2 separate regions of the Homo sapiens genome follow, and region 1 is linked to region 2. Evidence: chromatin contacts called from ENCODE Hi-C or POLR2A ChIA-PET data. All regions are on one chromosome and are shown on one strand. Each heading gives the region's core, a stretch centred on a gene start or an enhancer-like site at or near the end of the contact. The rest is flanking DNA. Distances are from core to core; before and after follow the strand shown.

Region 1 (6,783 bases), core at 496-2,995, 100 kb before region 2:
AAACAGAGTCTGGCTCTGTCACCAGGCTGGAGTACAGTGGTGCGATCTTGGCTCACTGCGACCTCTGCCTCCCAGGTTCAAGCGATTCTCCTGCCTCAGCCTCCCAAGTAGCTGGGATTACAGGCATGTGCCACCACACCCAGCTAATTTTTGTTAGTAGAGATGGGGTTTCACCATGTTGGCCAGGATGGTCTCGATCTCTTGACCTTGTGATCTGCCCACCTAGGCCTCCCAAAGTGCTGGGATTACAGGTGCAAGCCACTGCACCCAGCATCTCTCCCTGTTTTTAAGAGGAAACCAGCCCTAGAGAATCAGGGCCACCTCCTTCTGATCTCATCTAACCCTGATTGCCTCCTAATAGCCCTATCTGCAAATACTGTCACACTGCAGGATTCAGGCTTCAACATATGGATTTAGAGAGGACACAATTCAGTGCATAGCAACTTGTTGCCATATTTGGCTATTGTCAAATAAAAACAATACGGAGGGCTGGGCGACCTGCACATTCAGTCCCTTAGAACCAGAAGCTTGAGCAGCCCAGAGGCCAGTGCAGACCCTGCTTGCCTGGCGCTTTGCTGTGACCTCTGCTTGACAATGCTTGCTGCCTTGGAGCTGACGGGCTCTCGTCCAGCTCAGCTGGGGCACAAAACCGTGTAGCTTTGTCTAATTAAGAGCCACAGATGAAGTGCACCTTGGATGTGTTTCTTATTATTTCGGATGAAAGGTTGGCCTCTCTAGAAATCACCCCCAAGATTACTGTGCCTCAAACCTCGCTTGTTCCAGCCGATAGGGAAATGACGTTTTAACGATCATGTTAAATGAAACTGTAAGCTTGACCTTATTAGCTGCCTCTTCTTAATTAGCTGCTTATGCAAGCATTCTTTCCCCCCTGTAGATACAAATCAACAATTTCCAAGCCATCTTTGAACCAACCCACTCTTCTGTCCCCTTGCCAATTCCCTAGCTCCAGGGTTAATAAACTTCACATATGCTCAAGAGCAATTGCGTTAAGAAATGTTGCTTCCACGTAATTACTAGCAAAGTGCAGCATCAGCAGCCATTCATCCCTCACACATGTGCAAATTTACTGCAGGGTACATTCCTAGGAGTGTGTGTCATGGAGGACGGCTTGGCAGCTAGCATTCTGTGTGCTCTCCTCGCTGTTCCTTCAAAGGCTGGAAGGTGAGCCACTGCTTTTCCCGCTTCCCTTGCCGCTAGAGTTCTAAATGTGAAATGGGTTATGCCCGGTGGTCAATGTTTAACAACCAGCTCTCAAAAAAAAACAAAAAAACAACACAAAACAAAAGCAACCCGGCTGTTAGTGCTTGCTGATTTCCATGGTGTAAATATATCCACTGTGGTCAATTTCAATCTTGCTATCCCCTGGTGTCCCTGGACCTGGAATTGGAATTGCCGTGCACCGTTGGCTGTCACTAGGCTGAGCCAGCTCCAGCACATCCATAGTCCTGCCAATTCTTCGCACACCACTATGATTCAGAGGCCAAGACTCTCCTCCTGCTGCTTTTGGCCGTTTCTGCTGGCGAGCAAAGTTGTGGTGGTTGTTTTTCCTGTGGCAGCGTTCCAGGGTCCATTCAGTCCCTTTGTGGGGTCAAGAGGCAGGTATGGTACAGCACTGGGAGCCTCCCGACCCCCACCTGGCTGAGTGGAGTCAGGCTAGCAGAGCCCAGCCGGCTGGTCCCCAGGCCTTTTTCCGGGCACCACGCCAATAGGCCTGGCCCATGCCTCTCAATAAAACGGTAAGCCCCTAATTTCCTGTCTAAACCCCTTTTTGCTTAAAATTGTTAGAGTGGTTTCTGTTTCCTGTAACTAAACCCTGGCTGATGTAAAGTGGAACCTGAAACTGCATTTTTTTTTTTTTAAAGCAGATGTACGTTTTCCTTAGGCTTGTCTCCTAATCTGTCTGTGCAGAAGGATTTTAATGCGTTGTGAGGCCTGGGAGGACAATAATGAGTAAATTGGCACTCATTAAGCTTTGTAAATCTGAGAACTCTGGAGACAAAGCATCTGAGTGAGCTGAGAAGGGTGAGACCCACTTCTAGGGTCTGTGAGGCCCTGTCCTCTTAGCACTCCTTCTGCCAGGCCCCGGCAAGGCTGTCTGTGTTCACCAGGCAGAGGCTAGGCTGTAGGATGCTGGCGTTAGTTAGGGAGAAACTGGATTTTCTTAGATCCACAGAATCAGACACAAGTCATGAGACTATGTCATTTAGTTTGCAACTCCAAATGCTTTTGAGGCTGAGTTAACTGTGGGACGTCTCTTTGGATTTACTCTCAGGCAGGGCTCCTCCCTGGGGAGCAAACTACTCCTGAGGTGAGATGGGGGAGAACAGATGTGTACCAGTGATCCCAGCAGCCTAGGGAGGAGGCCCGACTTGCAGAGGCATTCTTTCAGCTCATTAAAGAGCACCCTCTTTGATAAAGGCAATTACCTCTTGGGAAAGAAGCCTGTTAGCAGCCCTCAGAACCTGGGTGTGAATGAATTTCCAGGTTCTTTCCAAGCTGAGAGCAGGTAGGTACTGCGAGGATGAGGCACAGCCTGGGTAAGTCTGGCAGCCGGAACTGTGGGGAGTAGACCCACCCACGGTCACTAATAAGAGGGGCTAGTCGGGACTGTGCCCTGAGAAGTGGGAGCTGAGCCCTGCAGAACCAGCTTCTAGGCTCTGTCCCCTCCTGCTGGCCCTTGGATAAGCCTCTCTGGGCCCCCTGCTTTCTCATCTGTCAAATGGGGATTATATTACCTAGCCTCATAATGTTCTCCTGCGGTGGGTAAAATGGAATCTTCAAAGCGCTAGGGAAATAGAAAGTGAGGGCGGGGTAGTGGGAGCTGTGGGCCTGGGTTCAGGCAGCGAGGTGACACACTGTCACTGAAGTCACAATAATAAAATCTACTAAGTCAGACGACTGGTGTTTTTGTTGCTGTTGTTTGTTTTTCTAATTACCAGGCATGATTAAATACTCCTGCCAGGGAAAATATTTTGTTGATCTAAATTCTAAACAATTGTGAGGGTTTATGTATATATATATATACTTCAAATCAACATGATTTTATTTATTATCCTTTGATAAGCTTTGTATTCCAAGTGAAAGTTAATTTCAGAACTCCCAGGTATAAAGTCGGTCCAGAAATGTGCTTTTCAAAAGTAAGTTGTGAGCCGTCTGAAGCCACTTTGGACATCATTCACGTCTCCAGTGCCCCAGGGTGCTGTGAATTCCTACATTTAAACAGCAGATTTGACGAAGCAACAATAGCACAGTGATCGGAAAGAGGAAGATTCGGAACTTAAGTTACTTCAATTCTGTATTCTGTGTGACCATTGAAGTCTTGTTTGTGTTTAACATTTAAAACAGTATAAGAGGCCAGGAGCGGTGGCTCATGCCTGCCGGTAATCCCAGCACTTTGGAAGGCCGAAGTGGGCGGATCACAAGGTCAGGAGTTCAAGACCAGCCAGACCAACATGGTGAAACCCTGTCTCTACTAAAAATACAAAAAATTAGCTGGGCGTGGTGGCAGCCGCCTGTAATCCCAGCTACTCGGGAGTCTGAGGCAGGAGAATCCCTTGAACTCAGGAGGCAGAGGTTGCAGTGAGCCGAGATCGCGCCACTGCACTCCAGCCTGGGTGACAGTGTGAGACTCAGTCTCAAAAACAAACTAACAACCCCAAAAAACAGTACAAGAGCACAAACTGCAAGGTGAGGGGACATTTTAGTTCATATATGAAATATTTTACTACATTGGAATGATATATTTAAAATTGGAAACATGTTCTTTTTAAATTATTAATTTAAAACTAAGGAACAAATCAAGAAAATTAAATATTAGAGAAAATATAGTAGTTGCCCAAGTTTTATCTTTTGCAGATGTTTTGTCTCATTTACTGAAATATAATTGATATACCATAAAATTCACTGTTTTAAAGTATACAATTCAGTGTTTGCTTTTTCTTTTTCCTTTAACCGTACTCACAAGGTTGTACAGCTTTCACTGCTATCTAATTCTAGAATATCTTTGTCACCTGAAAAATAAACCCCATACCACGAGCAGTCACTCTTCACTTCCCTCAGCCCTGGGCAGCCACTAGTCTATGTCTTCATGGATTTGCCTATTCTCAGAATTTAATAGAAGTGAAATCATATAATAGGTGACTTCTGCATTTGGTTTCTTTCCCTTAGCGTAATGTTTTCAAGGTTCTTCCATATTGTAGCATGTCAGAATTCCCTTCCTTTTGCTTTCCTTCCTGAATCATATTCCCTTGTATGGCTATACCAGATTTTCTTCTCCATTCGTCAGCTGCTAGGCATTTGGGTTATTGTCACCTTTTGGCCATTGTGAATCATGCTCCCATGAAGATTCATGTAGAAGATTTTGTGTGAATGGAGGTTTTCATTTTTCCTGGGCATAGACCTACGAGTGGAATTGCTGGTCATGTGGAAACTATGTTTAACGTTTTGAACAACCGCCAAGGGATTCGTCCTTTTGTGAGTGTATATCCAGTCCCAGCAATTTCTCCACATCCTCACTAACGCTTAGCTGCCCTTTAAAAATTAGAGTCATTCTAGTAGGTGTGAAATGGTCTCTCACTGCGGTTCCTTTTTTTTTTTTTTTTTTTCCCAGAGACAGAGTTCTGCTCTGTCACCCAGGCTGGTGTGCAGTGGTGCAATCTTGGCTCATTGCAATCCCCCCACTCCCAGGTTCAAGCGATTCTCCTGCCTCAACCTCCTGAGTAGCTTGGACTACAGGCACCTGCCACCACATTCAACTAATTTTTTTGTATTTTTTTGTAGAGATGGGCTCTCGCCATGTTGGCCAGGCTGGTCTCGAACTCCTGACCTCAAGTGATCTGCCCGCCTTGGCCTCCCAAAGTGCTGGGATTACAGGCATGAATCACTGCACCCAGCCTCTGTGGTTTTGATTTGCCTTTCCAATGACTTTTGATGTGATTATTGGCCATTTTTGTATGTCTTCTTTGGAGAAATGTCTATTCAATTCCTTCAGTCATTTTTGAATTGGGTTATTTTGTCTTTTTATTACTGAGTTTTAAGAATTCTTTATACATCCTAGAAGGAAGTCTTCATCAGATACATTATTTCCAAGTATTTTGTCTCATTATTTGTATCGTTCTTTCACTTTCTTGGTGGTTTGCTTTCTTTTGTTGCTGATGGTATCTAATCTAAAGAAACCATTGCCTAATCCAAGGTCAAGGAGATTGACGTCTGTTTGCTTCTGAGATGTTTTTAAGTTTTAGCTCTTACATTTAAGTCTTTGATCCATTTTGAGTAAATTTTTTAATGTCGTGTGAGACAGTAGTCCAAATCCATCCTTTTGTTTCAGCACCATTTTTTGAAAAGATGATTCTTTCCCCATCAACTTATCTTGACACACTTCTTGCAAATCAATTGACCATAGATGTAGCTACTTGAAGTTTTATTTCTGTTTTCCCTCAACTTCTTATTTTCAAAAATTTAAGTGGCAGGCCTTTGTTCTTCCCTCTTGTTACAGTTTGACATTCCTTCCTAAAAATCACTCTAAACTTTGTGACGGGTCCCAACTGTCCTCCTCACGTCCCCAGCACTTAGCTGGGGCAGTTGGCCTGGGGGCCTTGGTTCTCCTCCATGTGCCCCTCCGGCAGGCTGGCTCGGGCTTCTCACAGGGACCGGAGTTCCAGAGGGACAAAAGCGAAGATGGAAGGCCCCTTAAGGCCTTATTTGGAGTCACATGGTGTCTCTTGTGCCACTCTTTATGAGTCACAGCAAGTTGCAAGGCTTGGCCAGATTAGAGGGGTGGGGAACTAGCCTGTGCCTCTTGATGGGAGAAGATGGAAGGAATCTGCAAAGAATCTCTGACATTTTAATTCACTGCAATCTCTGAACATGCCAGAGTGTTTCCTAAGAACAGGAGAATTTTCCTGGATAGTCACACATGGTTGTAAAGTAAGCATCTTCAGAGAAGAGGACATTTAATAGAGGCCTGAATGAAGAGAGGGAATGAGACATGGGGAAGAGTATTAATATCAAGAGGAAGAGCACGTGCAAATGTCCTGGGGCAGAAAAGGACTTGGGGTGTTTGAGAAGCAGCACAGAGACCCAAGCAATGGGAGTGAGGGTGGGGCTGTTGTGAACATCAGATGGGATAAAATATGTAAAAGGGCTGTATTATGGAATAGTGAGGGGAACTATTTCTCTTCATACTGATTCTCTGAAGATATTTTCAGAGGGTGGGAGAGGACAGAAAAGGAGATACCTTCCATAATAACGCCCAGCTAGGTCAGGGGCAGGATGGGCCTTGGTGATACGTGTCCCCCGGAGTGTCTCAGTGCTACCGGCTTTTGCTGCCCAAAGCTGGTGCTACCTCAGGAACCTCCGCCAGCCCTCCCAGGTGGGCTGAGCACCTGCCTCAGAGCCCCTCCTTCCCAGCTGCCCAGCCCCAGCTTGGTGGCCTTGCCATGGGCTGCCGCCGGCTGACTCCCCTGGCCCCCTGGTGTTCAGGGTCCCAGGTTCCAGTGACTTTTAAGTGGCAACAGAGTTCAAAGGTGTCAACATTGTGAGGTGCAGGGCTTCCCCAGGGGCTGCTCTAGGACCTGGGATCTGTTTAGGTCAGAGAGCACTTAGCCAGGGCACTTAGAGAGCCACATCAGCCTACCCAGTGAGCCGCGGGTGGACGGGGGCCTGGCCACTTTTGGTTTTTGAGGTTTTTAGTATATGAAAAAAGAAAGCCAGAGACAGACAAAACAGGATGACAAGCATTGAGATGCACATTTAACTAACTGA
Region 2 (5,350 bases), core at 2,696-5,195:
GTGACTTTACAGAACGTTAAGTCCTGTGGCTAATGAGAATCGATTGTAACTGTTTGACCTCTGTCTCCCTGACTGAATATCAGCCCCGGAGGGCAGGCGCCAGTCCATCAGCTTGTATGTCTGTCCTCGTGGCAAACACAATGCTGGTGTAGAGTAGCTGTTTGTGTTCTCTCCCTCCAAGGAAAGAAGGGTGAGAGGGAAGAAGGAAGGGGAGGGGGATGGAAGGCAGAAACGCAGGCTGGGTGTCGGTCTCTCATTCATTACTGAGGCCAAGCTGAAGTTAGCAAGTACAGACAGTTCCATTTCTCACGGGCACCCTGCCACCTACCCCAGCCCCACCCACCTGACTGCAGGTCCTCGTAGTCCTTGATGTCGTTGTCGGGCGTCTGCTCCACCAGCTGCTCCAGCTGCCTGTCCGTCAGGTACTGCACGTCGTCGTCCCGGCTGCGGCGCTGCTGCTCTGCCAGCACGGCCTCCTGCAGGCTCAGGTAGCTCCTGGGGATCTGGGGGACAGTTGGGCGAGGCAGGGTCTCTCAGGTCCCAAGGCACACCTGCCAGCTTGGGCAGATCCTGCCCGGCCCCTGTGGCCTGAGGGGGTGGGACGTTTCCACCCACTATCTTCCATCCTGACCCTCCCTCACCAGGAACCACCGAGCCTTGCCACACAGACATGGGCTTCACAGGAGAGAGGGGGAAGTGAGGACCCCCAACAATGGGAAGCAGGCAGACTGGTTTAAACTGGACCAGCAAGGTACCCACCAGCCGCCCTGCCAGTCGCTGGCAGCCGATGGTGCTGCCCACGTCCTTCATGCTGCACGTGACGTGGAAAATCAGCTGTCGCAGCCCTTCCTGACCTTCCAGGCTCTTGCAGGAAATCTCACTGTGAGCAAAAAGACCCGTCTTTACTCATCATGCCCCACTCCGAGGAAGCGCTGCTGCTTCTCTGTTTCCCTGAGAGGTTTGTCCTGAACGCTGGCAAGTCTGGAGAACTCGTGAAAGACAACACAAGAAGTTTATTGAGGCCTTGCTTTGTGCAAATCACTGTGCTGGGTGCCCCACACTGTGTCGCTTTAGTCTGTCTTCCCAGACTAAACATGGCACTTCACGGAGGAGGAAAGTGAGGTGCAGAGGTACACCGAGACCCCCAAGGGTACAGGCTGGGCAGGCACAGGCTCACACAGGCTGGACTTGGGTTCTGACCCAGAGCCAGGACTCCTCTTATCACAGACCCCATGGGACTTTCTCAAGGGCAAAGCAGGAATTCCTGACAGCCTCATCCTGTATTCCGAGCCAGGCCAATGTGTCCCAGGCTGACCCATGCACCAATACCCGTGGCGCTCTGCCCCGGGCGAGGGAATCTGAGAGCCATCAGTGCAGATAATGCAATATGCAGTGTATTTTACTCCCATTAGGGCACACTTAATTTGCTGAACCTCATCTTCTTCACCTACAAAGTGGCAAACAATCCCCACAACCTGCAGGGCTGTTGTGAAAGTCCAGTGACAGGCAGTCAGCCCAGGGCAATTGGACTTATCTGTATGGACACGTCGTGATGCCTAACTGAAAGCCCCTCCAAACTCTTGGCCCTCTGTGACTCAAAGGCTGCTATCAGGACCACTCAGACCCAATGGAAGGACTGGCCCTCCCTCCCCAGGGTCTGTCCTTGATCAGTGATCAACAAATGAGATGGGCAGCAATTGGTTGGGTGGTGCCCACGTTCAGTCTCCTGGTTCAATAGGCACCATGCATTTTCAGCACTGGCCCTTGGGGCGGGGATGGGGCAGAAAGGAAGCAAAGAGGGGCACCTCCAGGCCTCAACCAGCCAGCCGTCTGGTAGGTCTTCACCCTCCCCAAGGCTGGGTCAGCTCTGTGGATGGCCACCCTTGGCCAGGAAAGGGGCCTAGCCCCACCCAGACTCAGGAGCTCTCTGCAAGCTGATCCCAGGAAAGATCAGCGACTGGCACCCACAAGAAGGCAGGAGCTGCCCGAGGCTGGGCACTCACTGTAAGTGTTTGAAGGTGATGTCTGGGAAGCCTGTGGCCCTGGAGCCGGAGGGGGAGCGGCAGAGTGCCAGCACATAGGCACGCAGCGTTGCAATCCTTTCCACACGGAACTTGGCTTCAATTAAATCCAGGTGCGTCCCGACCACCAGCACCACGGCGTTTGGGGCCTTGGCCTGCAACAGAGAACCCCACGGCTGAGTACTGTCTCTGTTCATGGAACAAGGGACAGGACAGAGCTCCCAGCTGTGCAGGTGCGCTGACCCTGGATGCCACGGCCCTTGCTCAGCCACCAATCTGCAGCCTTGAGACGGTTTGGATGTTTGCCTCCTCCAAATCTTATGTTGAAATGTGATCCCCAGTGTTGGAGGTGAGGCCTGACGGGAGGTTGGGTCATGGGGCCAGATCCCTCATGAATGGCTTGGCACCTTCCTGCAGTAATGGGTGCGTTCACCCTATGTCAGTTCACAGAGGAGCTGATTGTGGAAAGGAGGCTGGCTCCTCTTCCTGTCTCTCCTGCTCCCTCTCTCACTATGTGACATGCTGGCTCCCCTTCCCTTCTGCCATGACTAAAAGCTTCCTGAGGCCTAACCAAAAGCCAACAGATGCTGAAGCCATGCTTGTATAGTCTGCGGAATTGTGAGCCAAATGAACCTCTTTTCTTCATAAATTACCCAGTCTCATTCCTTTCTAGTAATGCAAAACAGACTGCGCTACAGGATGTCAGCCCAGGCAGCACCTGTGCTCCTCATTCTCCGTGAACCTGAGGGACTGTTGCATTGAGGGGTGTCTATGGTGTTCTGTGACCTCCTCCACGGAGGGTGCTGAGTTGGACTTGTGGGGAGGGATTTCTGACCCTTCAGACATGACAGCAGCCATCAGAGGCAGGGAGACAAGGACATCTTTATAACAGGAAGGGAACCCTGCTCTGCTTTTGGATCCAAGGGTGGGGGTTCCTAAATTTAAGGGAAGCGGGGAAATTACATCACCAGCCCTCAGCAGAGGAAGGTTTCAAGTGCCTCACTGTGAAAAGCAAGCAGGACCACGGTTCTGGGGCCCTCTGTGGCAACATAACCCCCTTTTTTTCTCAGTACAGGGGATGCTTGAGGGAAGCGGTGGGACCTGCAAAGCTCTGGGCACTGAAATGGCAGGGCTGGCGTCTGGTGTCCTCACCTCGATGTTGAGCAGCCAGAACTGGAGGTTGGCCACGGCCTCCTCCCCCAGCGCCAGGTTCCAGACCACCACGTACAGGGCCTTGTCCGTGAAGAAGCACTGGTTGACAGTGGCCATGCTGGCCGGTCCCCCGATGTCCCAGACGTTGAACTCCACGGACTCAACCTACTTGAGCAACAAGGCAGCGACAGGGAGGCATTTTAGAGACAAAGGCTTCAGTCAATCAAACGGAGACAACGGATAACTCTGGAGGCTGGACTCGGGGGTCTGAAAAAACAACCGTGGAAAAGTTCTGGACACTCTATTGTTTCTTAGGAAACAGTTATCTGGGCGAGGGACAGGGGCCCGGTGGCATGGGGGTGGGCTTCTGGGACTTCTGTCTACTCCTAGCAGAGCAGAGACCAGGCCCTGGACAGACTTCAGAGGGCCTGGCTCTGTCTGGGCTGCAGATGGGTAGGGGATGCCCTGTGGGAGGAAGCTGTGCTCTGATGTCACGGCTTGCACTGGGGTTCAGCCTCCCTGTGTGCCAGGGCAAGAGGAGGAGATGGGCCTCTGAACTTGTGGGGCTCAGAGGGTGGCGCCCACCAAGGATGCTGGGAAACTCCCTCCCACCCTGTGGGAATCAAACAAAAGATGAGCTGTTGGGCTGCCGGGAACGGCTGTGTAAACGGTGGTTTCTCTATCATTGCATGAGGTAAGAGTCTGGCCCTGGATGCTAAGGCTGCAGTTTTCTACAGAAAGGAGTCATCTCTGTGAGGCAGCATCAGCCTCCAAGACACAGTGTGCTGACCTGGTTTTGTATAAAGATGAAAACAGCTGTTCTCAACTGGCTGAGGCCGGCCACAGAGAGAGCGGCGGGCTCAGCCTTCACAGGATTGTCCTTCCACTAAAGGGTAGGGGGTTTTAATCATCGCAGAAAGGAAGTGGGGGTGAAGGTCAGGAAAAATAGAAGCACGAATTCACCCCTCAGGCCTCAGCTAGAGGAAGCTAAGAGAAGAAATGAGATTGCATAACTGTTAAGAAAAAGGCAAAGCTGGAGAGAATGCAGAGGATTCTGGTTCCTGGAGAGAACCTTCAGACTCGAGTCAGCTAGATTTGCTCCTGGAATGTTCTAGGATTGGCCTAGCGTTGATTGTCGTGTTTGATTGTTCTGGCCCCAACAGGCAGCGCTTCACCCCTTGGAGGACCAGCTTCCAAGTTCGTGTTAGAACAGATGCACAGCTTCAATGCCTACTTTTTCAAAGCAGGTTTGGAAAGTGGTTGTGTGTGGAAGAAGCTGCAGTGTTTGGTTGGCACTGTGCGTGGGAGCTTTGGGGGAAAATCATGGACCATCTGGATCTCAAGCCTCCTCAGTTTTCCACAGTGAAGCAGCCTCTTGCCCCTTGGATCCCGAGGAATCACAGGGTGGCAGAAATCCAAATACAGTTGATGAGGATGGCCTTATCTATGTGTGTTCGTTCCCCGAGCTCAGAGAAAGGGCTAACTGCCCCTGCTCTATTCCAGGGATGGAGTTCCCACCAACAGTCCATGGCTCTTTTCTCTGTTACATGAACAGGAAAATGTTCATTTCCATTTGCCTGGCACTGAATGGAAAGCAAGATGATTAAGAAGTTTATGGATGGACTCAAAAAATTTTTTTTGAATGGAGTCTTGCTCTGTCGCCAGGCTGGAGTGCAGTGGCATGATCTCGGCTCACTGCAACCTCCACCTCCCGGGTTCAAGCAGTGATGGATTCATTTTAAGTAGGGCTTAGAAACAGGACTTTTCAGAACCTGGGGTGAAAGCAGGTGTCAGGGACGGCAGGGTGTTAAGTCCCAGAGTGCTTTTAGCCTCCTCATCAGGGGGCAGATGCTGGTGTGTTTCACTGCCTGCAACAGTGGTTAGCTCTCAGCCCTGGGGGTGCCTTATCCCAGACCACTTGAACTTGAATCCTTGGGGTCAGAGAGCAGTGAGGTGAGGCCTGGGAATTGCTATCTTTAAAAGCCCCTCAAGGGAATCTAACAGACAGCCGGGGTTAAGAACCACTGTCCCAGAGCCTCAAGTAACTATAACAGAAACATACAGGGCAGGTGGATCATTTAAGCTGGGGAGGTTGAGGATGCATCCAGCCTGAGAGACACAGTGAAACCCTGTCTCAAGAAAAAAAAAAAAGAAAAGTAAAGAAAAAGAAAACATCA

What was found. A loop is a pair of places that touch in the nucleus more often than their neighbours do. ChIA-PET counts read pairs that join two places held with the same protein, here RNA polymerase II (POLR2A). Pooled maps may share reads with other maps.
Region 1: a loop to region 2 is called in a map of astrocyte of the cerebellum, with 5 times the contacts of the local background. The contact joins two enhancer-like sites. A Hi-C loop is called at or near these places in 2 of 168 maps with a recorded cell type or tissue (HepG2 and astrocyte of the cerebellum), 2 of 37 single-sample maps with no recorded cell type and 13 of 50 pooled maps. POLR2A ChIA-PET finds 5 or more read pairs at or near these places in 2 of 52 experiments (GM12878 and activated T-cell).

What each region holds. Positions count from the first base shown.
Region 1 is chr15:101,122,698-101,129,480 of GRCh38, reverse strand. All of the region lies in intron 1 of LRRK1-AS1 (LRRK1 antisense RNA 1), which reads left to right. Among named protein-coding and RNA genes, the nearest start is that of LRRK1-AS1, 26 kb to the left of the region's middle. RefSeq lists enhancers at 1,456-1,625, 1,836-1,945, 2,236-2,285 and a silencer at 2,576-2,625. Within about 2 kb of position 1,745, at least 37 of the 41 ENCODE cell types and tissues checked have a DNase peak (open chromatin) inside an H3K27ac peak, as active enhancers do.
Region 2 is chr15:101,022,791-101,028,140 of GRCh38, reverse strand. LRRK1 (leucine rich repeat kinase 1) reads right to left here. Exons shown (of 34, transcript NM_024652.6): 16 at 3,174-3,338; 17 at 2,004-2,176; 18 at 760-880; 19 at 344-503. Among named protein-coding and RNA genes, the nearest start is that of LRRK1, 110 kb to the right of the region's middle. RefSeq lists an enhancer at 1-1,033. Within about 2 kb of position 3,945, at least 10 of the 41 ENCODE cell types and tissues checked have a DNase peak (open chromatin) inside an H3K27ac peak, as active enhancers do.